Regions from separate parts of the Mus musculus genome. Here regions 2, 3, 4, 5 and 6 are each linked to region 1. The links are chromatin loops, found by intact Hi-C in ENCODE. Cell type or tissue: left cerebral cortex. All regions are shown on one strand. Each heading gives the region's core, and the rest is flanking DNA. Links, peaks and the distances in the headings are about the cores only. Region 1 holds the start of Als2 (alsin Rho guanine nucleotide exchange factor). Region 2 holds the start of Tmem237 (transmembrane protein 237). Region 3 overlaps Mpp4 (membrane protein, palmitoylated 4 (MAGUK p55 subfamily member 4)). Region 4 overlaps C2cd6 (C2 calcium dependent domain containing 6). Region 5 overlaps C2cd6 (C2 calcium dependent domain containing 6). Region 6 overlaps Gm39646 (a long non-coding RNA gene).

Region 1 (5,323 bases), core at 519-4,518:
CATTTGGACCTCATTGCATCTCAGCATCTGTTCCTCACTGCAAAGAGAAGCTTCTCTTATCTAAGAGAACCACTAAGCTAGAGGTATAAACACAAATACTTAAGGCAGGTTTTTGACAATCAGGAAAACAGCACTAGTAGATTTCCTTTAGGGCTTATGACCTTTGCAGCCATGGGCTTTATAGTATGAGGAATGAATTCCCTCCATTGGAGCAGGTCTCAACTCAAACTAGAAAACAGTTGGTTATACCCTAAACAGCAATGCCACTACTACCCCAGGGGCATATCTTGCCCGGCAAGTCTGTATTGTAGCATGCATGGTTCTGTGATGAGTAAGACAATTATTATCTTTTCTCCTGAAGTGGAGAAATAAAATAAAATAAAATAAAATAAAATAAAAACTGTCCTGACACCTTGAGAACTAGCTGCTAGGGAATACGTTTCCTGATGAATTCCTGATGAGTTTCATTTCTTGTGATGAAAGTGTATAGTGTCAGGCTGAAGAGATGGCTCAGCAGTTAAGAGCACTGACTCTTCCAGAGGTCCTGAGTTCAATTCCCAGCAACCTCATGGTGGTTCACAACCATCTTTAATGCCCTCTTCCGGTGAAGACAGTGACAGTGTACTCACATACACGAAATAAATAAATCTTTAAAAAAAAAAGTGTATAGTGTCTTACCATCTTGTTACTGTGAGTGGCAACCAAGAGCAATGCCAGCAGTCTGGTTGTTTTGGGGACATTCTTAAACCTATTTTTCCAGGGCTGAATATACACTTTATAAGGATAGATGTGTGTGATGGTTTGTATATCCACAGGGAGTGGCACCATGTAGAGGTGTGGCCTTGTTGGAATAGGTGTGACCTGGTTGGAATGGGTGTGTCACTGTGGGTGTGGGCATAAGATCCTTACCCTAGTTGCCTGGAAGTCAGTCTTCCACTAGCCGCCTTTGGATGAAGACATAGAACTCTCAGCTCTGCCTGCACCATGCCTGCCTGTATGCTGCCATGCTCCCACCTTGATGATAATGGCCTGAACCTCTGAATCTGTAAGCCAGCCCCAATTAAATGTTTGTTTGTTTGTTTGTTTGTTTTAATTTTATAAGACTTGCCTTGGTCATGGTGTCTGTTCACAGCAGTAAAACCCTAAGACAATGTGATATTCATCACTCTTTATATTTCTGAAAGGCCACATGGGTGATACAAAGTATGCTAAAATAACATAACTAAGCATCTAGCTACACAGAGAAACCCTGTCCTGAAAAACAAGAACACAAAACAAAACACAAATAAATGGAGGTAGAATGTTAGGTTGCAAAGGAGGTGAGGTAGAAGAAAAATAACTAAAAACAAAACCACAGAGACTTATTTTATTGAGGAGAAAGATGAGGGGTTGCATTCATTTTTTTTAAAAAAGCGGGTGAGTCTCAAAATGGATAAGAAGGGTGATGCCTTAATTCCAGGGCCAGGATTAGCCTGAGAGGACAAAACGTTTCTTTTCAGGACAGGAAAAGGAAGACTTCAGTTGCAGGTGGATACTTTGGTAGCAGCTAGAGGGAATGAAGGAAGTTCACCTCTGGGAGTCTCTCTTGCCTCAGAACTGTAGATGAAGACATTTATTTTTCATTTTTATCAAAGGAGGCGGGCAGGGTAGAGCTCAGTAAGGGATTGAGAGCTCCCGAGGGCAAGGTTACCTGGGGAGAGAATTAGGAGATAAGATCTTAGTGTATAAATGACTGGTGTAGGCTCCGAAATACTTTGGCCACACGGATGTCTCAGCTGAAGCTGTGTGACCATCCTGAGAGGAGTGAAGATATTCTGAGGAGAGACACGTGTGCCCCTCCTTTTGACTAGTGGACTAACAGGATAATGGGCCCCAAAGAACTAGATTTCCTCAAGAGTCTCACTGGAGAAGGAAGAGATTGGGTTTCTGGGTGCAAACCATCAGGAGAGCTTGGTTCTTAGTTCTGACAACTTGTCAGTTTGCTTTGCAGGACCAACCAAGATGTGTTTACCATGGGCAAGATCACACCTTGAGCCTTCTACTTATGTCAAGGCTCCAAAGATAGACTTAGGGGGTTTACTGAACCAGCCCCTTAGTTCTTTTTCCTAGTGCAGTCTCATTGAATAAATTTCTTTCACTGTTGTCTTTTTTAGCTGTGTTATGGAGGACAGGTAGCTTGTTAGGGCGGCCAGAGTCCAGGCTTCATTAACTGCAGGACATCCCTGGTTTGTACCATTTGGTGGCGCCATTCTCAAGGCTGTACACTTTTCTGTTCTAGCACTGAAGTTGATAAGGCTCTGGTGAGAGACCCTGAGTTGGAGGAACCAGTTGGGAATTTGTACGCAGGGGCATTCGATTCGGGGAATATATCTATCTTTAATGAGTAAATAAATGTAACTCTGTAGGTTCCGCGATGCACACTCTGTAGCAGCAGATTTCTCTCTGGCTTGTGTTCTGAGAGCATCTGTTACACAAAACATTCAAGGGAGCACTTAGGGGTGCAGCGGGAGGATTGCGACCGTGACAAGTATGGATGGTAGTGAGACTAAGAAGCAAGCAAAAACAATTTTAACGCTGTATATTGAGGAGCCCTGAGGAAATAGTTTCTTCCTACTCTTTACCGTTTAAGGTGGACACGCGGCAAAGGCACACTCGGGAAGAGATGACGTCATGCAGCTTAAAGGTAGCTCGTATTTTCACTTTTGTTATTTCTCTTGAGACACGTTCTCAAGGCTGGCCTCGAATTCCTGATCCTGCTGCCTTCATCTCACAAATGTTGGGATTACAGACGTGTGCAGCCATGTTCTGATAGGTAAGATTTTCTCTTCATTTCTCGCAGTTTGAGGAGGTAACAAAACTTGCAGTAGTTTCCATCCTCAAGCGCGGCCTATCGTTACCATGGAAACGCTTATTGAGTTAGGTCCTTTCACTGAGTCTTCGGTTGCTTCTAAAGTGCGCCCGCCCTAGGACGATTGGTTCTGCCCTGACTGAATGGTTTGCCTGCAGTCACTGATGCGTTCGGAGCAATCTTGATCCCTGTCGGACGCCGTCACCGGCTCTTGCCTAGCTCCACCCATTCTGCGGGCCCGCCTCTCCAGCCCGCCGCCGGAGGCCCCGCCCCTACCTGGAGGCCCCGCCCCCATGAATCAGCTGATCTCGCGTACCCGCGGTGCAGTCGGGCTCGCGCCGGGAGAAGAGCGCGGAGCTGCGGGAGCGTCAGGTGAGCCCGCGCGGGTCCGGGCGGTCCTTGGGTTCGAAGGCGGGTCGGCGGAGGTGCGGGAGCGCGCTGGGCTGGCCTGCGGGGACGGCGCCTGCCTGTGAAGAGCTCCGGACGTGGTGGCTCGGCCCGGGTCCCACCCTCCGGGTCCCAGCGCCCCACTGCCGTGGTCGGAGCTGTGTGGCATTCCTTCGGGTCCCCTCTTCCCGCCTCCACCCACGCTGCTTACGCCCATCCGCTCAGAGGGTTTTTTGAATGCCCACAGTGGGCGCCCAGCTGGCTAGACAGTGAACCTTGCTGAGTGTCCTAGGTGGGTTTGCCCCAGGATGCATATCGTGGGGAAAAGTGAAGGGGGGCGGGGAGGGTCTGTGGTTTGAAACAGCGTTTGCTGAAAATGAAAAGGACTTTGGTATTAATCAGTGGTAGTTTGACCAAATCCCTAAATGTATCAAGTCATCAAAGGAATCATCGTGAAGACAGGAAAGAACACTGGAGCGATCTTGAGGAAATGGTCCTCACATTGATGTTGGTCCTCCAGGTAACAGGGCTATTTGCAGACAAGCAACTGTAGATTTGTAGAGGCAAGCTACTGTTTAGTACTTCTGTGGTTACCAAAGAGGGAAAACACACTGGTTGAATTGGGTGGTCAAGAGCAGCACTTTCTTATAGATTAACTGACTGCTGTACCCAAATTAAGGTTGTTACTCTGTTGTTCTTATATTTGTATCTGTTTTTTAAATGACTGTCAAGGATAAACTTGTGTGATGTAGGTTTATTTGGAGCAGGTACAAAAATGCAAAAAAACAGTAGGCCATACTTTTTTGTTTTTTATCATATACCTGTATGTATTAGTGTTCTCTAGAGTCACAAAACTTATGAAATGTATATATTAAGGGAATTTATCATAGTGATATACAGTTTACAGTCCAACTAGCCCAACAACGGGAATGGGAAGTCCAAGAATCTAATAGTTGCTCAGTCCCACGAGGGTAGTTATTTTAGCTGGTCTTCTGGATAAGCTGGAATCCTGAAGAAGTAGGTTCCAATAGATTCGATGGCAAAGGAGTGCAGGCAGGCAAAGGAGAGAGAGCCTTCCTTCTTCCAATGTCCTTATGTAGGCCTCTAGCAGAAGGTGTGACCCAGATTAAAGGTGTGTGCCATTACCCCTGGATTTGGAATTTGCTTTGTCCCAGGCTAGCCTTGAACTCGGAGATCTGCTTGCCTCATTCTCCTGGGATTAAAGGCGTGTTCTACTTTGCCTGGGCCTAAGCTTTTCATGACCACTATGCCTCAAGACTTGTGTTGTCCCATGTCAAGATGTGGGTCAAAAGCCTGTGTAGTCTAGCCTCAAGATCTGGATCACAGGTGAGCCATCCATTTCTGCATTGTAGTTTGTTCCAGATGTAGTCAAGTTGACAACCAGGAACAGCCATCACAATGTGTTAGGTAATGAAATCAGTGAAAGATTTCTTGTTTACTTTATATTTTTGGTTCTTTAGCCTATAGTAGTACTAGACAGGTAATTTGGGAAGAAAAATTAAATAATGTTTAAAAACTACATTCATCTATTTAGATAATGTTTGATTTGTAGTTTGGGCCAGTGTTGAACTCTCATCCTCCTGCTTTAGCTTCTGGGCTGCTGGGATTACAGGTGTCCCACCGTACATACCCCAACTTTGGGCAGTTGGACAGTCTTTAACTCACTGTGTAGCCCAGTCTGGCCTAGAACTTGTGGAGATCTTCTTGCCTTAGTATCCCAAGTACAAGTGGGCTTTGCCATACAAAGAGTGAATTGTAATATTTTAACCTTCTGTTTAGTAATAGAGGCATAGTGGTAATTCCTAGGCTTTGGATCTAGAAATACCTTGAACATCTTTCTTTGAGCCTCTTTGCCTCAGTTTCCTTATCTCTGCACTGGACTTTTCTGGTATTAGTACCTACATGTATGGTTTATGTATCATTTATTACTATGCCTGGACCCTCAGAAATGACCAATATATATTAGCTCTTTATAGTTAACAACTTTCTTTTAGTATATCATGAGCCAGGCTCCATAGTGACCTTTTGTTTTTTAAAAGTAGGAAAGAAATTTTGAATGAAGCGGAG
Region 2 (5,323 bases), core at 641-4,640, 120 kb after region 1:
TTCTTCTGTCTTGGGACATTACAGCTGTCTCTGTCTCTCGCTCTCTGTCTCTGTCTCTGTCTCTGTCTCTGTCTCTCTCTCTCTCTCTCTCTCTGTGTGTGTGTGTGTGTGTGAAAAACAAGATCTGTCTTGGGGCCAGTGAGATGGCTCACTGGTTAAAGGTGTCTGTCACCAAGCCTGATGACATTTGATCCTTAGGACCCACAGAGCGGAGTCCTACAAGTTGTCCTTTGCTTTTTACACACACACACACACACACACACACACACACACACACACACACACACAGATATATACATTTTAGAAATGAACTACTATAGTAGGTATACAGTTTATTAGTACTATCAATATTTATATTGCTGTGAAAAAAAAAGTATGACAGCTTCACAAACCTGCATGTCCTTTTGTTTGTTTTGAGACAGGGTTTCTCTGTATAGCCCTGGCTGTCCTGGAACTCACTCTGTAGACCAGGCTGGCCTCAAACTCAGAAATCTGCCTGCCTCTGTCTTCCAAGTGCTGGGATTAAAGGCCTATGCCACTACTGCCTGGCTAAGCCTGCAGTCCTAATCTCCATACTGTTCCAATTTTAGGATGTCCTGTCAAAGCAAGACAAAAGTATTTTTATATTAACCCTAAGAGTTTTTCTCTCTATATTTTTCAATTACCATGAAACTATGGTTTTCCTGTTTGATCTTTTGACATCTGTGGACATAGACAGTCTATTTCCTAAGTCTTTGGGGCTTTTAAATTTGTGTCCTTGCTAGGCATGGAGGTGCACAACTGAAACCTCAGCACTTGGGACGGTGAGGTAGAAGGATCACAAATATAAAGCCAGCCTGGTTTATACAGCAGGACTCTGTCTCAGAAATCCAGAATTTGGAGGGAGGGCACAGATAGAATATAGAGGATGTGTAATTGACATAATTGTTTTTATAAATACCCTCACGAGTTTGCCAGCAGAACACCTGGTCTTATTGCCTGTGCCATTCATACATATTTTTCAATCACTCCTGAAGGATGAAGACCTACAAGAGATGGAGGAGTTAGCCCAGAAAATGGAGAGTCAGTTTGGCCAGTTTTTTGATCACGTGATTGTGAATGACAACTTGCAAGATGCATGTGGCCAGCTGTTGTCCGCCATACAGAAGGCTCAGGAAGAACTGCAGTGGGTGCCAGAGGCATGGGTTTCCCCTGACACTGAATCTTAATCTAGTGTCCTGCTTAAAGCTGGAAGCTTCATAGTGTGCCCTAAAGATCCGGAATAACGGCTGCCATTGAAAACAGCAGTGTTTGACCCATTAGAACTGCGACTATGAAGTCCTTATTGTATAGCTATAAATAGCATCCTATACATATACAGAGCTACTCATTTGGCTCTCAGGCATTTTCCCGATGTTTCCCCATATGAGCTAATGGCAGGTATGTGACAATGTTGTCACTGAATGTGAGCATTTTATAGATTTCATATGGTGTTTTGTAAGATGTAACTCTTCTAAATAAACCAGTCTACTTAATGACAAACTGTATTTTACTTTGTAAAATATTTTCTTATTTCTGTTTATATTTTACAAAAGTGCCTAGTTGACTAACTAAGCTAAGAGCGGTTAACAAGTACACATTTATCTAATAAGGAAACCTATGACACTGTTATTTCCAAATCAGCAAAGTGGACTAGTCCTGGAGCCTGTATATGAGCTCCAAAACGAGGATGTTGATACAGTCTTGGTCTCCCTAGATCCGAAGCTCCACTGCACCCATGTCTGTTCATCTTCTTTATATCCACACTTCCCTCCATTCTACCTATTTTAAACTATAACTGTTCCCACTGAAGGAACTATCAGAACTGAACATTCAGATTATACTCCTAGGCCTACAGGGAATCTAGGAAACTGGGCAGGCCAGTGAAAGAGATCCTCGCTGTTTCAGTCATACAGATCTCCCTCCAGGCAGCACCCTGGCAGACGGGAACCAGGTGGGGGACGCCGGCCTCTCCAGGCTCCGCAAAGCCGCCTCCTCCCACAAGTCCCCGGAGGCCGGGCGTCGCGGGAAGCCGGCCTCGGGCTCCGGCGGTTGCGCCTAGGGAGGCCCGCGGGAAAGCATCATGAGGGACGACTCAGGGCCTCCGCTGGAGGAGGACCAAGCGGTGAGCGACGAGGGGCGCCTGGCCCGGAGTGTGGCGAAGTGGAGGTGTCCTAACCAGCAGTGACCACCGCCGAGCCGGGAATCTGGGGACAGCACTGCCCGAGGGGTGCGGCGGGGGCGGACCGGGGCTGTACATCAGGGCGGGCCCCGCAAAAGGCGATCAGGTCCACCCAACATCCGGGCGCCCTAGTCAGCGTTGCCATGGCGACGCCTCCGGGCGGCTCTCGGTCAGAGAGGAGGATGTTCCGGTGGGGAGTTTGAATACGAGTCTGGTCCCGCCGTGCCCACCCCCACGCAAACCACGATGACCTCCCGGGAAACTGTGGGTGAACCCCCTCCGCTCCTGGGGACGCCGGCCGACGCTGAGGTTTTCCTAGTTCGAAGGGGTCAGATTGGGTTCGGCTCCGGTAGCCCCAATACCTCCCGTGGGACGGGTGGGGACGCTCCGGGCCCAGCAGCCATGAGGCGCAGCCCGATGACGCTCTGCGCCTGCGCGCCTGGGCAGGAGGGGCGGGGCGGGCCGGACCGGGGCGGGGCGGGCGGCTGTGGTGCCCTGAGCTCTGCTGCGGTCCCTGGAGACGTGATGGGGAAGAAGCAGGTGGTTAGCGAGCCTCAGGTACTTTTGAGCTGTTGGGAATTTAGTCTCCGCCTGTTCAGCGGTTCTTCTTTTGAGGGGCTTAGAGGTGCGGTTTCTAGATGGGTGAGATGGTTCATTTTTGCGGGACTTTTGAAATACCAAGAGGACTGGGTCCCACTTTCATAGCATCTTGAGAATAGTAGTGCTTTTGTAGGACCACCATTCTATTCCAGTTGTCATTTTGACTGCTGGATTCCATTAGGACATCGTCAGTGTCCTAATTTTGTAGCATTCTCACGAATTTGTTTGAGTGAATACAACCATGGATTGCGAAATGGGACAAGCAAGAATATCTAAAATGTGAGCCTTTGGAATCAGTGCCTTCCATAAGCAGCATGAAATACCCGAGCTAATAAATCGACGTCTAGGCACTGCTCTTAGAGATCAATTCTTTTAAAGGTGTATTTGTAGCCGGACAGTGGTGGCGCACGCCTTTAATCCCAGCACTTGGAAGGCAGAGGCAGGTGGATTTCTGAGTTCAAGGCCAGCCTGGTCTATAGAGTGAGTTCCAGGACAGCCAGGGCTATACAGAGAAACCCCGTCTCAAAAAAACCAAAAAAAAAAAATGTATTTGTTTTGAGTGTTTTGCCAATATATGAACCACTTGTGTGCCTGTTGCTCACAGAAACCTGAAGAGGCTGTCCATTTCCCTGGAACTGGAATTACTGGTGCTTTGTGGGTGCTGGGAACTAAACCCAGGTCTGCTGCATGAGCAGTAACTGCTCTTAATGGCTAAGCCATCTATTTTGAAAATTTTCAGAATGCTTAACTAATGCTTCCTGAGCTTGCAAGCAGGACTTTTCTTAAGTAAGAACAGGGTAAACTACACCAGCCCCAAATACTTCCTGTTCTAAAATATGTTACCTATTTCTATTTAAAGTAACTTAAAAAAAAAGCATGTTACTCTGTGGCATAAAACCTTAGTTGGCTTCCTAGTTAATAGAACTAAATCCGTATTCCTTCTGCTAGTCTGCGAGGTCATAGTTAATCTGACGTCTGCCTTCTGTCCTGTGTCACTGGTTTCTGCCTGGCTGCTCTTTACCTGGAGCCCTTCATGCCCTGTCTTTCTTGAAAGCCTTAACATGTGCTCCTCATTCCCTGTAAATTTGGCACCTTTGTCAGGAAGGGCTCAGCTCAGATAACATCAAAGAGGCTTTCCCTAAGTAAAACATCACTCTTCATTCCTTATATATGGTTATTTATTGTATGCAAACACACATGCACATGCATGCACACACATGCATGCACAGACACACACACAAGCATGCATGCACACACATTTATATGGCATGGTCTAGTTTTATCTGAGCATGCAACATTATCTTCCAATACTTAACCACTAATGGAAGGTCTGTAAAGGGAGATGAGCTCTGTTTGATCCTGTTCTGAATGCTCACAATAGGCCAGACTGGTTGAAGTGGAAGAAGAAAAGAATTTTACATGGGGTGTAGGAATGGCAGAATAGATCTAAACCCAGCAGTCCAGTTTACATCACCGCCTCCCGGGTTTCACTGATAATCTTCCAAAGATTTGAAGAGAATTGCTGATCCATTTTATTTGATAACATCTGGACAGTGGGCTTTTAAAGGAGAAGCTTTGTGGTGCTTGAGATAAATGAAGGTGAGGTTAATCCAGCTTTTATTGACGAGATGTTTGCCTCTCCCCTCCCCTATAGCGTCCTCCACGAGCACTCCCACCTGTGCCAAGGTAAAAACAGTTTACGGTCATTTAATTATTGAACTTTAAAAATATAAAGTAAGAAGAAAAAAAAAATCAAATAGTATGGTTGAAAACCTACAATACTTCATTAAAAAAAAATCCTTCCTGGAATTTTAAAAAGTCTTCCTAAGAAGTGAGTGGTAAAAGTTAAATTCAAATCATGAGAATAATTGTTATGAATAATTACAGAAAGCTGTCACTCTAGCACGGTGGAGGAATGGGTCTGTCCTGGGTGTGCTGATTCTATTTACCAGGATTCTCCAAGGCCCTCCTGTTTGTGGAATATTCCATCAGAGCTTAAACCGATTATAACCGGTGACAAAGAAAGTTCTTAATCTGCTTAGTCCCTCTGATTAATAGACAGTAGGGAATGTGTATTTGTGCTTTCAAAATACTTTTAGCAGTGCTATTAAACAATATACTATTTACAAATAATAAGCTAGTTTATAAACTGGCTAGCAGTATGTAAAAGCTAGTTTTATTTTTAAAGTTGTAATGATGTAAGTCAATTTTTAGCTAGACAATAAAATAGATATCCAATTAATAGTTTCTTTTTTCTTTCTCTCTCTCTCTTTCCCCCCCCCCCCCTTTCTGATTACATTTGGCCGGGGTCACGTGAAGTGCTATCCAAGGTGAGTTAGTTTACTGTAGTGTAAACAGTCCTAAATGCATTTGTTGTTCTGAAGTAAGAGTGAAGATGAGTACACTGGCTCTTACGAGCCTACCTGGACTGCCTAGGTTTCAAGGTAGGGACAGTGGCACACACCTGTAGTCTCAGGCCCTTGCAGGCTGAGGGAGGAGAGCTGCTTAAGCCTAGGAGTTGAC
Region 3 (5,323 bases), core at 827-4,826, 95 kb after region 1:
CGTGTGTGTGTGTGTGCATGTAAGTGTATGTGTGTATGTTGTATGTGTGTGCATGTGTCTGTATGAATGGGATTTATCAGTGTTATTAACAGGAACACTGAGGCAAATGCCTCAATCTTCTCATCAACCACTGACTGTTTTTAAATCCTGAGCGGGGAGGAATGAGGCCTCCATGAGCCCTCACAGGGTGCTGACCTGCACAGTCATGTAGGTGATCATGGCTGTGAGTCAAGTGCAACTGTTACATCATGCCTATAAGTCAGGGTCCACACTACCCCTCCTACTTCTGCCTGCTCCTACATTACCTCTGCCTCTTCCTCGACAGTGTTCTCTGAGCGTTGGAGAGGCTAACACGGGTGTCCCATTTATGGCTAGCCATTCAATAATCACCTCTTCCCAGTACTCTGACTACATCAGAGTCTGCAGTAACTGCTGGCCAGTGCAAAGAGAAACTCCTAAGGTCAGAGCTGACAGCATCACTAGTCCACGGGTATTGGGAAAGCGATTTGACAGACACATCATACCCATTTAGCAAAACATCCTCAGTAGCTTCCCACTAGGGCCTCTGATCTCCTCAGCCACAGGCCTTTCCACTGTGTCTGCAGTATTGAATGTGAACTCTCTCTTGAGCATCACATCCCACTGGAAAGTGGTTGGTTACGGCCATAACGGACTTGCCACTGTTGCTCCGACTTTGCTTGGCTGGTAGGTATTACTACATGTAAGTAAAGCCGTTGATGACAAGTCTTCCCCAGCAGCCTTCTTAGCACCTTCTAGTGCTAGCCAGTAGGGAGGAAGCTTCCGGACTAGTTCCAGCCTGATTTCTCTAAGCCCCATGACAGAGATGCCAACGGCAACCATCCCCCTCCAGCATTCAGTTTAGAAGAACAACTCTCTTTTCTGGTAAGGGTAGAAAACAAAGATGAGAGCAACAGGCAGAGGAGTGAGGACAATGGTTTTAAGTTGTGGTGGTTCTGGACAAGCGTTCTTCTGAGAGCGCCGATGTGAACTCGCTGCCAGGTTTATGTTCGCGCCATGATTGATTACTGGCCCCAAGAGGATCCCGACATCCCCTGCATGGATGCTGGGCTGCCTTTCCTGAAAGGGGACATTCTACAGATTGTGGACCAGAATGATGCCCTCTGGTGGCAGGCCCGGAAAATCTCAGACCTCACCATCTGTGCTGGGCTAATCCCTTCTAACCACCTTCTGAAGAGGTAAGGCCGGCCACTTTTGGGGTAACAGGGTGATTACTAGGCAATGCTTGGGACATCACGTTTCTGAGTATGTGGTAAAGATACAAGCAGATGGAAGAACATAAACAAAGTGTCAACTTACTGATAGACTTTCAGCTTCTTAAACACTAAGGGGACCAGGATGGTTATATCAGCTAGGTAGAAAAGTGCTTATGAGACTAAATTAAACTTAAATATTTCTATGGTCTGAATATGTTGACCCAGCCCCCCAGTGAAATGTAACCCCCAGAGCAATAGTATTAAAAGGCCTTTAGGAGTTGATGAGGTCTTGAAGATCCATGGATTACAGCATCAGCAGCTTATTGGTATTGTGAAGAGGGAGGTAATGGCAGAAAACGGAGAAGTAAGAAATTGAAATCCTGGAAAGACTGCAGCAGTTGGCAGTGTTCATGGCCCTGGATGTGGCAGTGGGACGGGTGGCAGAGGAAGGATCAATCAAAGTCTGCTGAATAAGAGATGGAAGTGTTAGAAGGGACATTTGCCTGTGCTTAATAAAACCATCCAGAATTACAGCCAGGGTTGCTTAGAGCACGGGAACTGCCATGAAAAATGGGGATCAACATCCCAAGTGGGGGGCTCTTAAAGGAAAGGAAGGGTGTCCTGGAAATACTGGAGTGGGGGACCCAGGACAGTCACAGCCCCAGGCTCAGTGGATAGAGCCACCCGTGGTGTGCTGGAGCCAAATGACAAAGTCCCATCTTTGAGTCTCTTCTCAAATGCACTCCGTCAGTGCCACAACCCCGAGAGAGCCCACACTGTAAGCATCAGCCAATCTTTGCTTTCTTTCTGCCTAGGAAGCAGCGGGAGTTCTGGTGGTCTCAGCCGTACCAACCTCACACCTGCCTCAAATCCACCCGAGGTGAATGTTCGTATGTGAATGTGTGCAGAGACCACGAACTCAGCATGCACATTTGAGAATGGTGCTTCCATCTCTCAGGCTAGCATCCTGCCAGAGAAAGGATTAGCAATTCTACTGCTGTGAAAAACAACGTGACCAAAAGCAACTCCACAAGGAGAGGGCTGGTTTTGCTTATACTACCACATCATGGTCTGTCATGGAAGGAAGTCAGACAGGAACCTGGGGGCAGGTGGGGAAGCATAGGAGGAAGGCTGTGTGCTGGTTGGCACCTTATGGCTTGTTCAGTGTGCTTTCTTATACACTCCCGGAGCACCAGTCTAGGGATGGTACTACCCACAGTGAGCTGGGCCCTCCTGCATCAGTCCTCAATCATGCCAATCTGATGGAGGCATTTTCTCAAGTAAACGTTCCTCTTTTCAGATATATTTAGGTTTGTGTCAAGTTGACAGGAACCAACCAGCACAGAAGTTAAACATGTCCGTGGGTTTAAGTCATTACCCTCCCAAATTCAAGTTCTCCAAGACATCCCCCACCCTCCCCAGAAGCTCTTGTGTGTCATACCTGGACAGATGTCTGTGGCTGTACAGTTACATAATCTTCATTTATGTCCTTTCTTTTTTAATGTTAAGATTTATTTATTTATTTATTTATTTATTTATTTATTTATGATATTTTGTGTGTTTTGGGGGGTGGATTTTGCCTGCATGTCTGTGTACTATATGCTTGCAGTACCCCAGGAGGCCAGAAGGGGGTGTAAGAACCCATGGGACAGTAGATAAAGTGCCAGAAGAGCAGCTAGTGCCCTTAGTTACCAGAGCCATCTCTCTAGCCACTACTTGTTTTCTCTTTCTTTTCCTTTTCCTTTTCCTCTCTTTCTCTTTTTCTTTCTCTTTCTCTTTTCTTCCTCTTTTTCTCTTTCTTTCTTTTTCTTTTTCTTTTTCTTTCTTTTTTCTTTTTCTTTCTCTTTTTCTTTCTCTTTCTCTTTTTTCTTTTTCTCTTTCTCTTTTTCTTTTTCTTTTTCTTTTTCTTTTTCTTTTTCTTTTTCTTTTTCTTTTTCTTTTTCTTTTCTCTCCTCTCCTTCCCTCTCTGTACCTTTCTCTCTCCTCTCTCTCTCTCTCTCTCTCTCTCTCTCTCTCTCTCTCTCTCTCTCTCTCTCCTAGAGATTGAACCAAGAGCTTGGTGCATGCTAAGAAAGCACTCTCCTACTGGGCTTTATCCTTAGATTCAGTCCTGGGCTTTTTTGACTAAATATGAGACTGCTATCATTTAAGGAATCATTATACAGTGTTCTTCAAACAGTAGGAAAGGAGTGGTCAGGAAGGGATCCATGGCCTTTGGTGTTTGTGAGCTACTTAAGGCTTAACAAAGCTGCTGACACTGGCAGATAGCAGCCAAAGGAGAATGGCAGACAACAGAAGCAAGCTGGAGCCTGCTGAGTGGTCCCTTCAGAAATGGCCCCCTTCAGGCCCTGTAGGGGCTAAGGCAGGGGAGAGGGGACATATGGAGACAGACAGGGTACAGAGGAGACTCGGTGTAGACCACAGACAGCAACACCAACATCACAGATCTGCAAATGGCACATGCTCCTGTTTACTTTTTTTTCCAAGCCAGAGATTGCTTTCCTTAATGACCACAAATAGTTTTTGTTGCTGTTGTTTGTTTGCTCTTTGTTTTTGGCAGTGTCTCGTGTAGGGCAAGCTGGTCTGGCAGCTGAAGGTGACTTTACCTCCTGACCCCCTGCCTCCACTTCCTGAGTGTTGGGTTATACCACTCCTCCCAGCTCACAGAGACATTGTCAAAAGAGAACATCCATACAAGACCCTCTCCCTGACACTGTTATCGCTCAGTACAGACACATGTCTGCCTGGTTCCAGCAACGGTTATAATACCACCCTTTTCTCTCTTAACTTTTCTTCAGAGGGATTTTCACATCATAATCTTCCTAGTAATATTTATTTTGAAAAAATAATTAACCAATACAGAATTCTTTAGTTCTCTTTGGTATTTCATTTATCAAAGGTTCTTGGAGATGCTATTGGTCTAGAGTGACCAGAGGATATGACATCTGCCCGTGTGCTCTAAGTACGATTTATGTTAGGTATTTTTGAAAGTCCACATGGAGAGTTGTTCACCTGGCCCTGTTAGTATTGGCAGACAGCCCTGTAGCTGGGACCGGAGTCTGAGCTGTTGACTCAGAGGACCACCTCTCTCAGGAAATGCTTCTGATGAACAGCACCATGCCCCAACACTTAGACCGTGTCTTTTATCTGTCATGCACGATGCTATCTATGGTAATGCTACTTTGTTTCTTTTTGCTGCTTAAATCTTATTGTGTAGAAATACAGGATATGGACAGGCTACTAGGGAAGAGGAGACACCATTTAATTAATCAGAATTCCAGTGCTGAGTTGGATTATGTGTGCTTAGCAGAGAGTTGTTTACTGTAATGCATTTATTGTCATCCCTGTTTTGTACCCTCCTCCCCATCACCTCTCCTACTCCTCCTCCCTTCCCTCCTAGATTTGAGTTCCTAAGACATACTGCCCTAACTCAGACTTGAGAAGAGCACGACTTCTACAGAGCGTGTTGAGAAGGCAGGTGCATTTGCCATAAGCCAGTAGTTCTGCATTTCCAGCCATTCTGGAACGTACATTCATTTCTGAAGGGCGGTCACTAGGTGTCTCCATGAATTCCCAGAGCACTAATTGCAATTTGGTGCTTTGTTCTTCTTGTTCAAAGTTAATCTGAAAGACACAGAATGTGAACTCCTGTTCCTTTCTCTCCCTGTTGCCAGCACTGTCTATGGAGGAAGGTAAGGAGGGTGTCGGGAAGACACCCTTATCTCCAAATACTCCTAGGAATTCCCTCTAATTCTCACATTCATTTCTGCTCCGCTCAGCTATGTGAAGCTATTTCTGTGTATCTGGTAGTGTGTAGCACAAGGGCATTTATTCTGATCTAAGAGATCAAGGAGAGGGATGTAGTGTTTATTCACAGCTCTAGAGTCTGACAGAGCACAGGCTAAGACCTCAGTGGAGTTATGTTCATCAGGACTTTGTATCAAGTGTTTATACAAATTTCATGACATTGTAAGGAAATTATTATTATTCTCATCTTGTGTATAAAAAATTGAGGTCCCAGAAAAGGAATGATTGCCTAAAATTAAAAACAGATAGTCTAGAGATGCAAGCTTGCTCCTGGAGGGCCC
Region 4 (4,000 bases), core at 1-4,000, 230 kb after region 1:
TCATATCAGTAGTTAGTGGTAGTTGTTTTCCTACCCAGTGAAGAGAGAATGCCTTTACATGAGAGCCAACATGGAGTCACGATTGCATGGAGTCCCTACAATGAGCTATGCCTAAACTTTAGAATTCATAGTTAATGGAAAATTTCTAATTTTTAATAAAGTATATCCTTTGAAAGCCAGCACCATAAAATCCACTGATGTCCTCAAAGCCAAACGAACGTACTGCATGTTAAAGTTGGTTACTGCTTAAATGTTATCCCACGTTAGAACTTAGGGGAGGGGGCCTTGTTTACAGTAGTTGCTTAATTAAGCTAATGAATGACAAAATAATAGGTTCTCAAAAATTTAATAAGAACTATTCTGAGGGAGCTAGGAAAATGGCTCAGTGGTCAGAGCACAGTGCAGTCCTGAGCACCAGTCTGACCTATTTAACAAGTCAGGCACTCTGCAAATGCCCACCACCTGAGCTTGAGAGTTAGCACAGACATTTTAATAACAAATCTAAAGGTAAATTGTCTTAACTCTAATTAAAAGATGCAGAGTGGCTGACTGAATGAGAAAACAAGATCTGAGTGTTTTTGCTGTCTGCCAGAAAACTCACCACAGCTGCAAAGACATATGCAGACTGAGAGAGCAAAGGCTGAGATGGAAAGTGCCATTCCAAGCAAATGGAATGTAAAAGCAAATAGGAGTAGCTATATCTGACAAACTTAAGCCACATAAAAAAGGTCACTGGACACTTGATAATCTCAAAAGCAATTTAAGTATGAGACAGAATTCTTACTTAGCTTTAAACAACTTCTATACCTTTACTACTGAGAGTAAAATGATCTTGGAAAACATTTTTGTATTACAAGTTGTCTAAAATTAAAACTTCCTCTTTTACAAGGTGGCTTTTGCACAAAAAGACTACACCATACCAGTTTGCAAAGCAGAAACTACAGAATTCAAACCCAAACATCAGGTGAGTCCTGTTATCCTAGTCTGGTACCAAAATTATAATCAATTACTAGGTTTCTCCAGATAGATAGATAGATAGATAGATGGATGGATGGATGGATGGATGGATAGATAGATAGATAGATAGATAGATAGATAGATAGATAGATAGCATGAATTTCCCAGACCAGAACTATTCATTAGAAATATCTGGCTACCTTTAGATATATTTATTTCTAAACTCACTTGACCTAGTAAATTTCAATGTGAAAATTAAATCTTGGAATATGTGTTTCTGAAAAATAAAAACAAAACAAACAAATGAAAACCCCAGGAAATTCTTAATATTTCACCTGAGTATCTATAAGCATTTGAAAAGCAATTGTAATAAATTATAACCACTAACTTGCATTTTGAAGTGAGTTGAAGTGAAATATTAGACTGATTATTTCAGATTTTGCATTTTTTCCAATCTGACAATGTAGAAGTTGCACAAAGATACGAAACAAGAGGCATCTAGACTAAGATTTAGAAGATGAAGCCTTTAACAGCTGAGCTATCTATCACTGCAGCTCAGTGGTGAAGAGTCCTTGCTGTTCTCTCAGAGGACAGAGTTTGGTTCTGGGTGCTTTCCAACTACCTGGTTTGATCTAAGCCCTCTTCTGCCCTCTGCAGGCAACCACATATAAATAAAAAAGAAAACGAAATATTTTTTAAAAACATCTGGGATCCATCCCATAATCAGCTTCCAAACGCTGACACTATTGCATACACTAGCAAGATTTTGCTGAAAGGACCTTGATATAGCTGTCTTTTGTGGGACTATTCCGGGGCCTAGCAAACACAGAAGTGGATGCTCACAGTCAGCTCTTGGATGGATCACAGGGCCCCCAATGGAGGAGCTAGAGAAAGTAACCAAGGAGCTAAAGGGATCTGCAACCCTATAGGTGGGACAATAATATGAACTAACCAGTACCCCAGAGCTCATGTCTCTAGCTGCGTATATATCAGAAGATGGCCTAGTCGGCCATCACTGGAAAGAGAGGCCCATTGGACTTGCAAACTTTATATGCCCCAGTACAGGGGAACGCCAGGGCCAAAAAGGGGGAGTGGGTGGGTAGGGGAGTGGGGGGGGGGAGGGTATGGGGGACTTTTGGGATAGCATTGGAAATGTAAATGAGGAAAATACGTAATAAAAATATTTTTTCCCATTTTTTATTAGGTATTTAGCTCATTTACATTTTCAATGCTAAACCAAAAGTCCCCCATACCCACCCCCCCCAACTCCCCTACCCACCCACTCCCCCTTTTTGGCCCTGGTGTTCCCCTGAACTGGGGCATATAAAGTTTGCAAGTCCAATGGGCCTCTCTTTTGGGATAGCATTGGAAATGTAAATGAGGAAAATACGTAATAAAAATATTTTTTAAAAAAGAAGGAAAAAAAACATAGACAAAGATTTTAAAGATTGCTTCAATGATCGAATACGTAAGTCTCAGTTTAGTATGGCTATTTTACTGAAATTTCACTGTAAGCCAGAAATTTGCTAATTATTCTCTTAACCATATCTGAAGTCATAATACTGTATACTCACAAAGCAAGATTCTACTGTGGTGCATTAAAGATTGCGGGGAGGCCTTCAGTGTTGACACTTAGATGTCTCTGCGATGGCCTTTACAGAATAATGCCATGGACATTTACCACTTGCATGCACTTTTTTAAAATTCAGAAATGACTACTAAATGGTAAATATTTATGGTAGATGAGATTTTGACCTTGGCATTTACCATGTGCTGTCTACACAGACACAACTAAATCTAGCAATTAAAGAAAAAAAGTATTTATGAGTAGCTTTTAAGTATTTAAAGATGTCACTGTAGACAGAGTGACTAAGATAATAGGATCACTGGGACCTGGACATTCCAAGCCTACCTGGCAACACAAGGTTCCACCTTGAAAGTAAGTAGATAAATAAGTAAGCAAAAGAAATTTAATTTTAAAAGCTAGGAATGGCAGTGCCTCACCAGAAAAACTCCAACTAGAAAAACATAAACACAAAAAACCATATAGATATAGTGTTAGAATTAAGAATTAATTTTTTTCACTAAAAATTCATTTTCATTCAAACTTCAAGTATTTTAAAATAAAGTTGGCTTTTCCCCTTTATAAACAAGGGGGAAAGATGAGTCAATTGACAACTTGCTCTATGAAAACTAACTAGAAAAGTCACTATAATTTTAAATAAACGCTAAGCAATTTCTTTTCTTCTTTTATACTGTAGTTTCAGAAACTCAGCAAGAGTGGTCTTGATCCTTTTCTAAGAAACATAAACAGCAAAATGTCATTCAGAAAGAAGAAAGATCATGATGATGGATACAGAAATCTAAGCACGTCAAGTGCAGAGATTTTAGAGCATGAAGATCAAGATCCTCCTTACCCAGGACATTCAGGGTCTGCAGGATCTGATGCAACATGGGCTGAAAACCCTAGCCCTGTCACAGTCCAGATGGTAAACAGGGACAGCTTGCCTCCTGACCTGATAACAGCCACAATAGTGATTTCAGACAGGAAGAATAAGCTGTCGCTTGATAGTGTTTTCAACTCAGCAAACAGTTTAAATACAAAGAGTATCTTTGCAAGTGATAATCCTGTTGTCAGCCTAACAAAGCTTTCAGATTCTGATAATAAACTGATAACTGATTCTAGTTTTAATACAACAAAGCCTTCAAATAGGAGGCTGTCTAAGGACTCGAATTTCAATACAACAAAGCCTTCAGATAGGAAGCTGTCTAGTGACCCTAGTTCCAATACAACAAAGCCTTCAGATACTAAACTGTTTAGTGATCCTAGTAGCAATAAATTGTCCCAAGGTCCTAGTAGCAATGCATCACAGCTTTCAGGTTCTAATAGATTATCCCATAATCCTAGTATCAATGGAAATAAATCTTCATATACTTCAGATCTTAATAAGGTATCCCGAGATCCTAGTATCGTCTCAACAATATCTTCAGATCCTAACAAGTTATCCCGTGATCCTAGCTTCGTTTTAGCAAAGTCTTCAGA
Region 5 (4,000 bases), core at 1-4,000, 170 kb after region 1:
TGTCTTTTCTCCAATGTGTACTTTTTGTGCCTGTGGGAAATCAAGTGTGTGCAGCTGTGTGGGCTTATGTCTGATCCTGTCTTTGGTCCCATTGGTCTGTGCCTGCCTTGTTCCTTGCTGTTTTTATTTTTTATTTATTTATTTTTATTTTTTACTGTGGCTCTGTTAGGATAATTTGAAACCAAGTATAATGGTACCTCCAGCATTGTTCTTTCTGCTTAAGATTCCTGAATGACTTCTTTTTGGCATGGAGTTTCAGTAGAGTGCTAAGGGCAACTCTTTATGTATAGTTAAAAAGACAGTGTATATAATAGATGATTCAAAAGATCATAATTAACATTAGACATAAGCAGGTGTTTCTTTTGTTGATATTAGAATATGTGGAATGATGAGCTTGAAAAGTCACAAAGATAACATAAAAACTAATAATTAGTGATGCCCATGATATTGTATAGCTTACGGATGTATTTATTTGGATATTATGTCTGAAATTCAGACTTAAAATTTAATACTACTTATATTCTGCTATTGAGGTTCCCAGACGTCAAGATGATGAGCGGAATTTTATTTACTTGGAACTAATGCATGATGGAGGCGATCCAGAAAGCCCCCCTATTCCCTTAGGCGGTGCAGAATCACATCTTTATGAAGTAATACAGGTATATATAAAAATATCAGTTACATAAGGACCCATACCTTTAATCCCAGTACTTGGGGGTACAGACAAGACAAGGTTCAAGCTTACCCTTGGCCACATAGTGATTTCAGGGCCCATGAGACAGTCTCAAAAAGACAAAAAGTAAAACAGAAACCATTTTTCTTAGTCCCACTTTGTCGGTATTTGTCATCATGACTCCTGATATCTGATGGGTTGGGTTTATCACATGCATAAGAAACAAAGTTCATCCTAAACTTATTTAAAAATATTAGAATTGTCAGACGGCATGAGGCTTCAAAAAGAGAATTCTGAATCTCCAGTCAAGACCATGTAATTTGGAACAATCAAGGGTAATGTGGCTGAATCCGTATTGCTTTCTGAACAAGGTTGGTGTGTTGGGCTCTGGAGAAGGCCCTTTGCCTCTGGGTTCCATAAGAGACACACTGCATGGTGGTGGTGAAACTGAAAAGAAAGCTCAGTGAAGCACTCAGCATGTAGTGTGAAGGTTCCTAAGGGAGTAGTAAAAATGCTCATGGAAAAGAGTTAACCATGGGTGTTGGTCTGGGTGAGATAACTCGTAGGACAGCAGAGATGACCACAGATGCAGACAAAGGGTGAGGTTTCAGATCCTATCCATGCCCTTGTGATGTGAGAAGTCTTCCACCTACCCAGGAACTTGTCATAGAGATTTGCATATAATCCTCAAAACCAGAATGGGAGTTGAATTCCAGAAAGGGAAGTCAAGCCAGCATAAACATTTCTGCCTCTGTCAATGCTAACATCTACATTCATATCTGTCATTTGCAATGGAACTTTTCTTCTACTGAACATTGATTTTTAATTTACTTAAAATTATATTGTACTTGTATTTTAGCTATTGAATTCATATATAGTTTGAAAATGACTGCCTGATTTTGTATTATAGCATGCTTTAGATAAATTACAGATACATACATGAATAATTCTACATTTAAGTTTTTTTTTTTCTAGAAAGGCTGCTTTACTGAAGTAATGCACTTGATGCATAAAAACTCCGTAAGAGCTTTACAAACTTTCCTAATATTTATGCATGTGTGATGTTTTAACACTATATAGAACTTATTCTGATAGTTTATAGCCTAAACTTTAGAATTTTTCATTACCCTAACCTTAACTGTCTGAATTAGTAAAAGTATGTGTTTGCTCCTAAATTCTTTACTTATTTTATAAAAAATTTGGTATCATTTTCCAGACTCAATTTAACTTTTTATATGTCTTGTTCTTTATAAAAAATTTTAAATTACAATATAATATTACTCCCCCTCCCATGCTCCCCCCCTTGTTCTCTCTCAAATTCATGGCCTCTTTTTCTTATTGTTACATATATACATATTTGTAACACTTTGACCTTCTTAGTAAATTGTGTAAGAGGATGAGAGAGACAGTGTGCCGTCTCCCTGCTTTGGATGCTTTCTCCGGCTTTGCTGGAGAGTGAGGAATTCTGAATGTGCTTAAAGTTAGCATTAACTGAGCAATCCAAGACACTCCTGCCCTCTCCTGGCCAGCCAGGATGGAGGAATCATCAGGTCCCTGCGTGTGGGGCTCTCTTTCCCTTCACATGTGGTCAGCCTGGGGTTGAGAGGAGAGATTGCTTATCTCAAAATTTGATTAATGTTAAGATGAGAGGCTTTTAACTTTCTGGGAACTGAACAAAATCTTCTTTTGGGGTTCTTTGTGTAATCAAAGCTTTGGCTTATTTTTTAGGTTTTTTTTTAAACTAGAAGATTAATTCTGTGCTTTTCTAAACATATGGATTTATGACATTATTAGTTTCTGTCACTTCTCTAACAACATCATTCTAAACAGATTGTACAATGATTTCCTCCTGTTCAGAGTATCTGCAGGGTGGAAGTGGAATTTATGTTCTCCTATGGAAACTTTGGCTATGGATTTTCACATCAGGTTAGTTCCTTTCTTTAAAACAAAAATGAATTCTGTTTTAACTCATCAATAAAAATCATCCTCTTTTGAGCCTCTTTTTTTTTTTTTCCAGTTGGGCAACATTTGTAAAAACGTTTAGGGCTGGCTTGTGGCTCTGTGGGTAAAGGCTCTTTCTACTGAGCCTGATGGCATGGTTCAGACCCAGGAATCCACACAGTGGAAAGATCTTCCAAGAGTTGTCTGCTGACCTCTGCTTGTATGCTATGGCTCATGCATCCCCCTTAAAAAAATAAATAAGTGTTTAAAAAGTGATCACTTAAAAAAATAAATGCTGTTTTGTATTCTGATCTTAAGATATAAGGTCTTTTCTTCAGAAAAAATAAAATAATACTTTATCATCTTTTGCTTATACATTCTAAATGATAATATTTTGTTCAAAATGTCTTTAAGACTTCCTTCTTAATTGTTTCTCTACATTTGTATTATTGAAGCAATGTCAGGTGTTTCATTGAGTGTGGGATTTTACATCTAGAAATATTAATAAGAAGGAGTCATTGATCACAGATACATGCCTGTGATCTCAGCATTCAGACTGAAAAAGGAATTATTCTAGAAAAATCATACCAATATATCGAAACACTGTCACCCACTGTTTGCAAGAGCTCTTGCTATTCCTGGATCGTTAGAGCCAGGCCTGTGTTAACCTGATTCCATTCTGCGGCTGCTGCTGTTGTACAAGGAAACCACCTTCCATTTCAGGGTTTTCCTTAGTAGTCTTTGGGTGAGGTTTGATTACTAACTGAGAATAAGAGTGATCTTACTAAATAAGTCAACTGCTATGTTAATTAAAAACCCTGTAATGTATTTACATTTTTCCACACTATATCATGATTGTTAATATATTTTTAAATGGAAGCTTATGAGTATTTTTAGAGGTAGGTCTGTGTTCAGATACAAGCATAACCTGTAAGAGTAACTATTCTTAAAGGGAGGGGTTATTTTCAGATTTGTAATCCCAGCACTGGAGAGGTAGAAACAGGAAGCTCCCTGGCGCTTGCTGGCCAGCCAGTGTAGCCTACTTGATGAGCTCCGTGCCAGTGAGAAAGCTTGAGTACTGGCACCTGAACGACACATGTGAACACACACACATGTGAACACACACACACATGTGAACACGCATGCGAGGCTTTCAGTGATATGCCTCCTGCTCACCTGCTGTGATGATGTGAAAAGATCTCTATCCAAGAGCCAGAAAAGTTACAATCATGTTCTATGTCCTACACTCAGGCACACCATTTTGTAACTTTGAGTGAACCACTGATCTTCAGTGTAATCTATAAAATATGCACACTTAGTTCATATTTTTGTCAAAAGCATTTGAGAAAGTTAAAGATATATAATGCTTGGCAGATATTTAGTACT
Region 6 (5,323 bases), core at 651-4,650, 470 kb after region 1:
ACTTGGGAGGTAAAGTTCCTGCTGCTCAAGCATGAAGAATTGAGTACAGATCCCCAGCACCTTCCCCAGCCTGGTGTGCGTGTCTGCACCTGAAACCCTAGTGCTGGAAGAGAGCAGAAAAAAACGGATCCCGGAGCTCACACTGACTGACAGTCTAGACAACCAATGAGCTCTAGGCTCAGTAAGAGACCTCTCAGAGAGTAAATGGAGTGCTGTAGAGGAAGACTGCCAACATTGACCTCTGGCATTCACACACACAAACACTCACACACACACACTCAGACACACACTCACACACACATAGATATATTCACACACATTCACATACACACAGAGACACATTCACACACAGACACACACACACAGACACACACACACACACTCAGACACATTCACACACACACACACACTCACACACACATTCACATACACACACAGACACATTCACACAGACACACACACATACACATACATACACACACTCAGACACATTCAGGCACACACTCACACACACATAGAAACATTCACACACATTCACATACGAAACATTCACACACAGACACACACACTCAGACACATTCAGACACACACTTACACACACACATTCAGACACACACTCACACACATTCACATACACACAGAGACACACTCACACACAGACACACACATACACACACACACTCAGAAACATTCACACACACACTCACACACACATAGATACATTCACACACATTCACATTCACACACAGACACATTCACACACAGACACACACACATACATACACACACTCAGACACATTCAGGCACACACACACACATTCAAACACACACTCACACACATTCACATACACACAGAGACACACTCACACACAGACACACACATACACACACACACACTCACACACACATAGATACATTCACACACATTCACATACACAGAGAGATACATTCACACACAGACACATACATATTCACACATACAGTCAAACACACACACACACACATGTTTAGAGAAGATCTGAATAGTAGACTCTGGGGGTGGCCATGCCAAGTGGACATGGAAGCTCTGCACACTGCCTCCTGCACCCCAACCTTCTCTTCCCTTCCTTTGTTATAAAGGATGTTATTTACATATATAAACATCTTTTATAATAAATTGATGAACATGCCCCTCTCAAATATTTTTCTGATTACAAATGTATTGGATATTCACCAGAAGTCATCTTAGAATGCCAAAAGCCAGACCAGGGAGGTGATTTAGCTGCCATGCCTGCTGCCCAATGGCCTGGTTTGACCCAAGGGACCTGCGTGCTGGGAGAACAGAAGCAGTACCTGATAATTGTCTTCTGACACCACACACACACACACACACACACACACACACACACACACACACGCCAGACATGCCCCCCGCCCCCACACACTTACTCAAACACAAACTCAAGTAAATAAATAATCAATGCAATTTGAAAAATGTTTTGGGACTAAGGATATGGCTCAGCAGTTTAGGGCACTGTTTCTATCGCAGAAGACCTGGGTTTGGTTCCCAGCACCCACATGGTGGCTTACAACCTTCTGTATCTGCAGTTCCAGGGAACCCAATGCCCTCTTTTGACCTCTTTCTGGAACCAGGCATGCATGTGGTGTACCTAGATTTGTGTAAACAAAATACTCATATATTAAAGATAAAATGACCAAAAATTGGTTTAAATGCCCTCATAAGGCTACATAATTCAACAGCCGTCACTTTACCATTGCATAGACAGTGCCCTGTGTTTGTGTAAAAACCAGTAGATAAAAGAGTATAAAATAGCCAGGCAATGAGGGTGCGCACCTTTACCCCAGCACTGGGGAAGGAGAGGCCTGTGGACCTCAAGTTCATCCTGCTACAAACCATCCTGGTCACAGAGCAGGTTCCAGGATGGCCAGAGCTACAGAGAAACCCAGTCTTGTAAAACAAACAAAACAAAAAGTATAAAATACACTGTAAGATAAAAACTGTGTAGAGTTTTGCATCAACTTCTCCTTTCAATTTCAACCCAACCCCCTTTCCAGTCCCCACCCCACCCCACCCCCACCCCACCGCCGCCGCTTTTAGACTCGGACATCTCCTGTTCATGTTTCTTTGCTGCCCTCTGGTGGAATTACTAGGAATTTGCCACAGATGACATGAAATTCACAAAAACCACCGGTGTGGTTCTTGATTCTGCCAAAGATATGATTGGGTGTCAGTGGTCAGGAATTTGCTACAGCAGGAAAATGTAGAGAACAATCTTCTAACTATTTGCAAACTAAATAACACACTTGTAAGTAATTCACAGCCCAGAACCGAAATGAAGTAGTAATATGCAGGTAGGTGTTCATGCAGAGGAAGATGTGAGGTGGAGTCCCTCATTGAATGGGGACTCACCATTTAATGATTTAAATGATTCTCACCATTTCAGCCAGGCGGGCTTGCCATGAAGCTCCCGTGAGCCGACCGTCTCATCTGTGTAACTCTGAGGTTACAGGCACACACGGCCACGCCCCGCTTTTATATGGGTGCTAGGGAATTTGAACTTAAGTCCTCTTGCCTGCACAGCATTTCTTCAGAAATGCCCCGGGTAGAAGTAAAGTCTCAAAAGGCTAAACCAGGAACTACAATTTAGTACTTGCCTTTTTCTTTTCTTTTCTTTTAAAGATTTATTTATTTATTTTATGTGAGTACAATGTAGCTGTCTTCAGACACACCAGAAGAAGGCATCGGATCCTATTACAGATGGTTGTGAGCCACCGTGTGGTTGCTGGGAATTGAACTCAGGACCTCTGGAAGAGCAGTCAGTGAGTTTAACCACTAAGCCATGTCTTTTTCTATAACTGGGTTTCTAGTGAAAGTCCCAGAAAATTATAGACTTACAGGTGGGATGGGAAGGGGACCTTAAATAGTTATTATTTGTCCTAGGATTCTTGCTTCTTTGCTGGCATTTAACTTCAACCAGATGTCAAGGTTGTAGCCTCCCTCAGCCTTGAAGCAGGCTGATTCAGACTTTACTGCCACTGAATATGAGATCACCTGGGGTGTAGCCTTCCAATTTAGATGGCTATATTGTTATGTCAACTACCACTGCTTTTCCTGGAGACTCTGCTACCTGCTGAGAGACCCTTGAGACATTCCAGAAACACATCCAATCCTGCACATCACCTACAGGCTGGCTCCAGGCACCAATGGGGGGTGGGGGGTGGGGGGGGTGGGCCTCCCCTCTTTATAAGCACAGACTCTTAGTAAACTTTGGGGCCTTGATCAGAGAAAAATTTGTCTTGGCCTCATTCTTTTCTCACCATCTTTCAGCCCCAGCCTGCCTTTCAGGAGTACCCGGTTCATGTAAGCTGCAGGCAGCTTATAGTTACAGATTGGCACCACGAACACGGACCTGAAAACGGCAGGGTAAAACTGAGGGACCGCTGTCTTATGTGGAGCTCCACAAGAAGGGAAGAACAAGAAGATCGCATCGGGCACAATGAGCAACAGGTATTTATGCTAGCGCTGGCTTTAAACTTCATTTTTTAAAGTGTTGCTGGAGGTGCGATAGGATACAGGCTAAGTTGGAACAGTGCTGACCCAGCGCTGATTCCACGTAGGGTTTGTCAGCGAAATATGGGACTAGAAAATTCCAAACAAGCAATTGTCCGCAGCCTTCAAGAGCTGCTTCAGGCGAGAGGAGTAGGGTTTGAAGAACAATTGTTAGAAAAATTTTCAGATAAGATAGATTCTTGCTGCCCGTGGTGCAGAGAAGAAAAAAACTTTAGATAAGAGAACCTGGGAGAGAGTTGGGGAAGCTTTGAAAAAAACACCCAGGCAGATAATTTTACCCTTTGCCTTTGGGCACTCTTAAAAGATGCTATTGAAAAGGAGATCAGGTGTCAGATAGCACCCAGACAGAGCTTGAAGAATCTCAGGAAGAGCGCCTGTCAGAGAGGACTTTCTCAGAAAGGGGCCCTCTCAACCCTAAATTAGAAAGATATAGAGACTCTGATGATGAGCTAACTTTAGACAAGGAAGATCATTCAGAAAGAGGAGCCGCCAAATATTTTGATGAGGATTTGCCTCCTCGAAAACCTCCCCCTCCACTTTTGGCCTCCACTATAGGAGATGCTACTCATATGGATACGCAACTAAGTAAATTAGAGTTTGAAATTAAGTGGCAGAAATTGACTAATGAGCTTCGGGAGCTAAAAAGGGGTCAGATACAGGGAAGAACAACTCCTCTGAAGTGTACCAATCTCCCTTAGAAAGAGCTGTGTGTCAGGCTCGTGGAGAAGGGCAAGATACATCTGAAGTGCTAGCCTTTCCTGGAGTTGAGATAATTGACCAGCAAAATAATAGAGTCAGACAATACAAGACTTTGGAGTTCAAGGTGATTAAGGAGTTAAAAACAGCTGTTGCACAATATGGCCCTACAGCTCCTTTTACACAAGCATTATTGGATACTGTCATGGAGTCTTAACCCCCCAAGATTGGAAGACTCTATGTAAGGCTACTCTGTCAGGAGGAGATTTCTTACTTTGGGATTCTGAATGGCGAGAAGCCAGTAAGAAAACTGCCGCTTTAAATGCTCAGACAGCTAATCCAGACTGGGATATTAACATGCTTTTAGGAGAAGGTCGATATGAAGGCAATGCTAATCAGATTGATTTTCCTGTTGGAGTGTACGTGCAGGTTGCTATGGCTGCCCACCGCGATTGGAAACACTTACCAGCTGTAGTGGCTATTCCTGGTTGTCAACTTGACTATATTTGGAATGAACTACAATCCAGAATTGGAAGGCTCACCAGTGACCCTTATCTGGAGGCTTGGAGATCCTTATCTGAATCTTGGTATGGAGATCTTGAGCCATAGTGGCTATGGATTCCAGAAGATTGAATCTCAGAGTTTAAGGAACACACCTTTAATCTGGGCTACACCTTTCATCTGGGATTAAAGGTGTGGTGGAACACACCTTTAATCTGGGCTACACCTTCTGCTGGAGACAATATAAGGACATTGGAAGAAGGGAGTCTAGCTCTTGCTCTTGCTCCTTCGCCTGCTTGCTGCGTGAGACTGAGTAACTGCTAGATCCTTGGACTTCCATTCACAGCTGCGACTGAACAATTGTTGGGAATTGAGCTGCCGACTGTAAGTCATCAATAAATTCCTTTATTATCTAGAGACTATCCATAAGTTCTGTGACTCTAGAGAACCCTGACTAATACACCAGCTAAAGGGGATCTTGGTGGAAGTTTAGCCAGCATTCGGCAGGGTCCTGATGAGCTTTACCAGAACTTTGTGGATAGGCTATTAATAGCA

What was found. Hi-C counts contacts between places; a loop is a spot of excess contacts. Peaks named below come from ENCODE experiments on the same cell type or tissue, not always from the same donor. Only the 100,000 strongest peaks of a DNase experiment are listed, where the experiment ranks them.
Region 2: a loop joins it to region 1, with 4 times the contacts of the local background. A loop is called at or near these places in 3 of 42 quality-filtered maps.
Region 3: it touches region 1 in a loop (4-fold over the local background); 18 of 42 quality-filtered maps call a loop at or near these places.
Region 4: a loop joins it to region 1, with 2.0 times the contacts of the local background. A loop is called at or near these places in 18 of 42 quality-filtered maps.
Region 5: a loop joins it to region 1, with 2.9 times the contacts of the local background. A loop is called at or near these places in 12 of 42 quality-filtered maps.
Region 6: a loop joins it to region 1, with 5 times the contacts of the local background. A loop is called at or near these places in 18 of 42 quality-filtered maps.

The regions. Positions count from the first base shown.
Region 1 is chr1:59,235,052-59,240,374 of GRCm38, reverse strand. It overlaps Als2 (alsin Rho guanine nucleotide exchange factor), which reads left to right and starts at 3,144. Exons shown (of 34, transcript NM_028717.6): 1 at 3,144-3,220. Gm33667 (predicted gene, 33667) reads right to left here and starts at 3,020. Exons shown (of 2, transcript NR_168353.1): 1 at 2,622-3,020; 2 at 1,353-1,690. In left cerebral cortex, for the core only: a CTCF peak has its summit at 2,236; DNase peaks (open chromatin) are centred at 1,963, 2,340 and 3,048; H3K4me3 peaks cover 1,921 bases; H3K27ac peaks cover 1,317 bases.
Region 2 is chr1:59,117,138-59,122,460 of GRCm38, reverse strand. Tmem237 (transmembrane protein 237) reads left to right here and starts at 2,655. Exons shown (of 13, transcript NM_001037812.3): 1 at 2,655-2,758; 2 at 4,455-4,486; 3 at 5,120-5,130. The coding sequence starts at 2,726. It overlaps Mpp4 (membrane protein, palmitoylated 4 (MAGUK p55 subfamily member 4)), which reads left to right. Exons shown (of 22, transcript NM_145143.3): 22 at 1,017-1,526. The coding sequence ends at 1,208. In left cerebral cortex, for the core only: no CTCF peak of the experiment used is centred there; DNase peaks (open chromatin) are centred at 2,342 and 3,091; H3K4me3 peaks cover 1,700 bases; H3K27ac peaks cover 1,704 bases.
Region 3 is chr1:59,140,548-59,145,870 of GRCm38, reverse strand. Mpp4 (membrane protein, palmitoylated 4 (MAGUK p55 subfamily member 4)) reads left to right here. Exons shown (of 22, transcript NM_145143.3): 10 at 1,021-1,217; 11 at 2,051-2,115; 12 at 4,910-4,927. Among named protein-coding and RNA genes, the nearest start is that of Mpp4, 18 kb to the left of the region's middle. In left cerebral cortex, for the core only: CTCF peaks have their summits at 1,130 (motif pointing left), 2,865 (motif pointing right) and 4,787; a DNase peak (open chromatin) is centred at 2,855.
Region 4 is chr1:59,007,033-59,011,032 of GRCm38, reverse strand. C2cd6 (C2 calcium dependent domain containing 6) reads left to right here. Exons shown (of 19, transcript NM_026600.1): 17 at 890-964; 18 at 3,219-4,000. Among named protein-coding and RNA genes, the nearest start is that of Gm29018, 27 kb to the left of the region's middle. In left cerebral cortex, for the core only: a CTCF peak has its summit at 1,615 (motif pointing left); a DNase peak (open chromatin) is centred at 1,578.
Region 5 is chr1:59,066,376-59,070,375 of GRCm38, reverse strand. It overlaps C2cd6 (C2 calcium dependent domain containing 6), which reads left to right. Exons shown (of 19, transcript NM_026600.1): 5 at 534-659; 6 at 1,649-1,693; 7 at 2,531-2,599. Among named protein-coding and RNA genes, the nearest start is that of Gm25502, 2.6 kb to the left of the region's middle. In left cerebral cortex, for the core only: a CTCF peak has its summit at 2,196 (motif pointing left); a DNase peak (open chromatin) is centred at 2,176.
Region 6 is chr1:58,767,069-58,772,391 of GRCm38, reverse strand. It overlaps Gm39646 (a long non-coding RNA gene), which reads left to right. Exons shown (of 3, transcript XR_865448.1): 2 at 3,329-3,508; 3 at 4,697-4,809. Among named protein-coding and RNA genes, the nearest start is that of Gm39646, 22 kb to the left of the region's middle. In left cerebral cortex, for the core only: CTCF peaks have their summits at 1,979 and 2,179 (motif pointing left); a DNase peak (open chromatin) is centred at 2,158.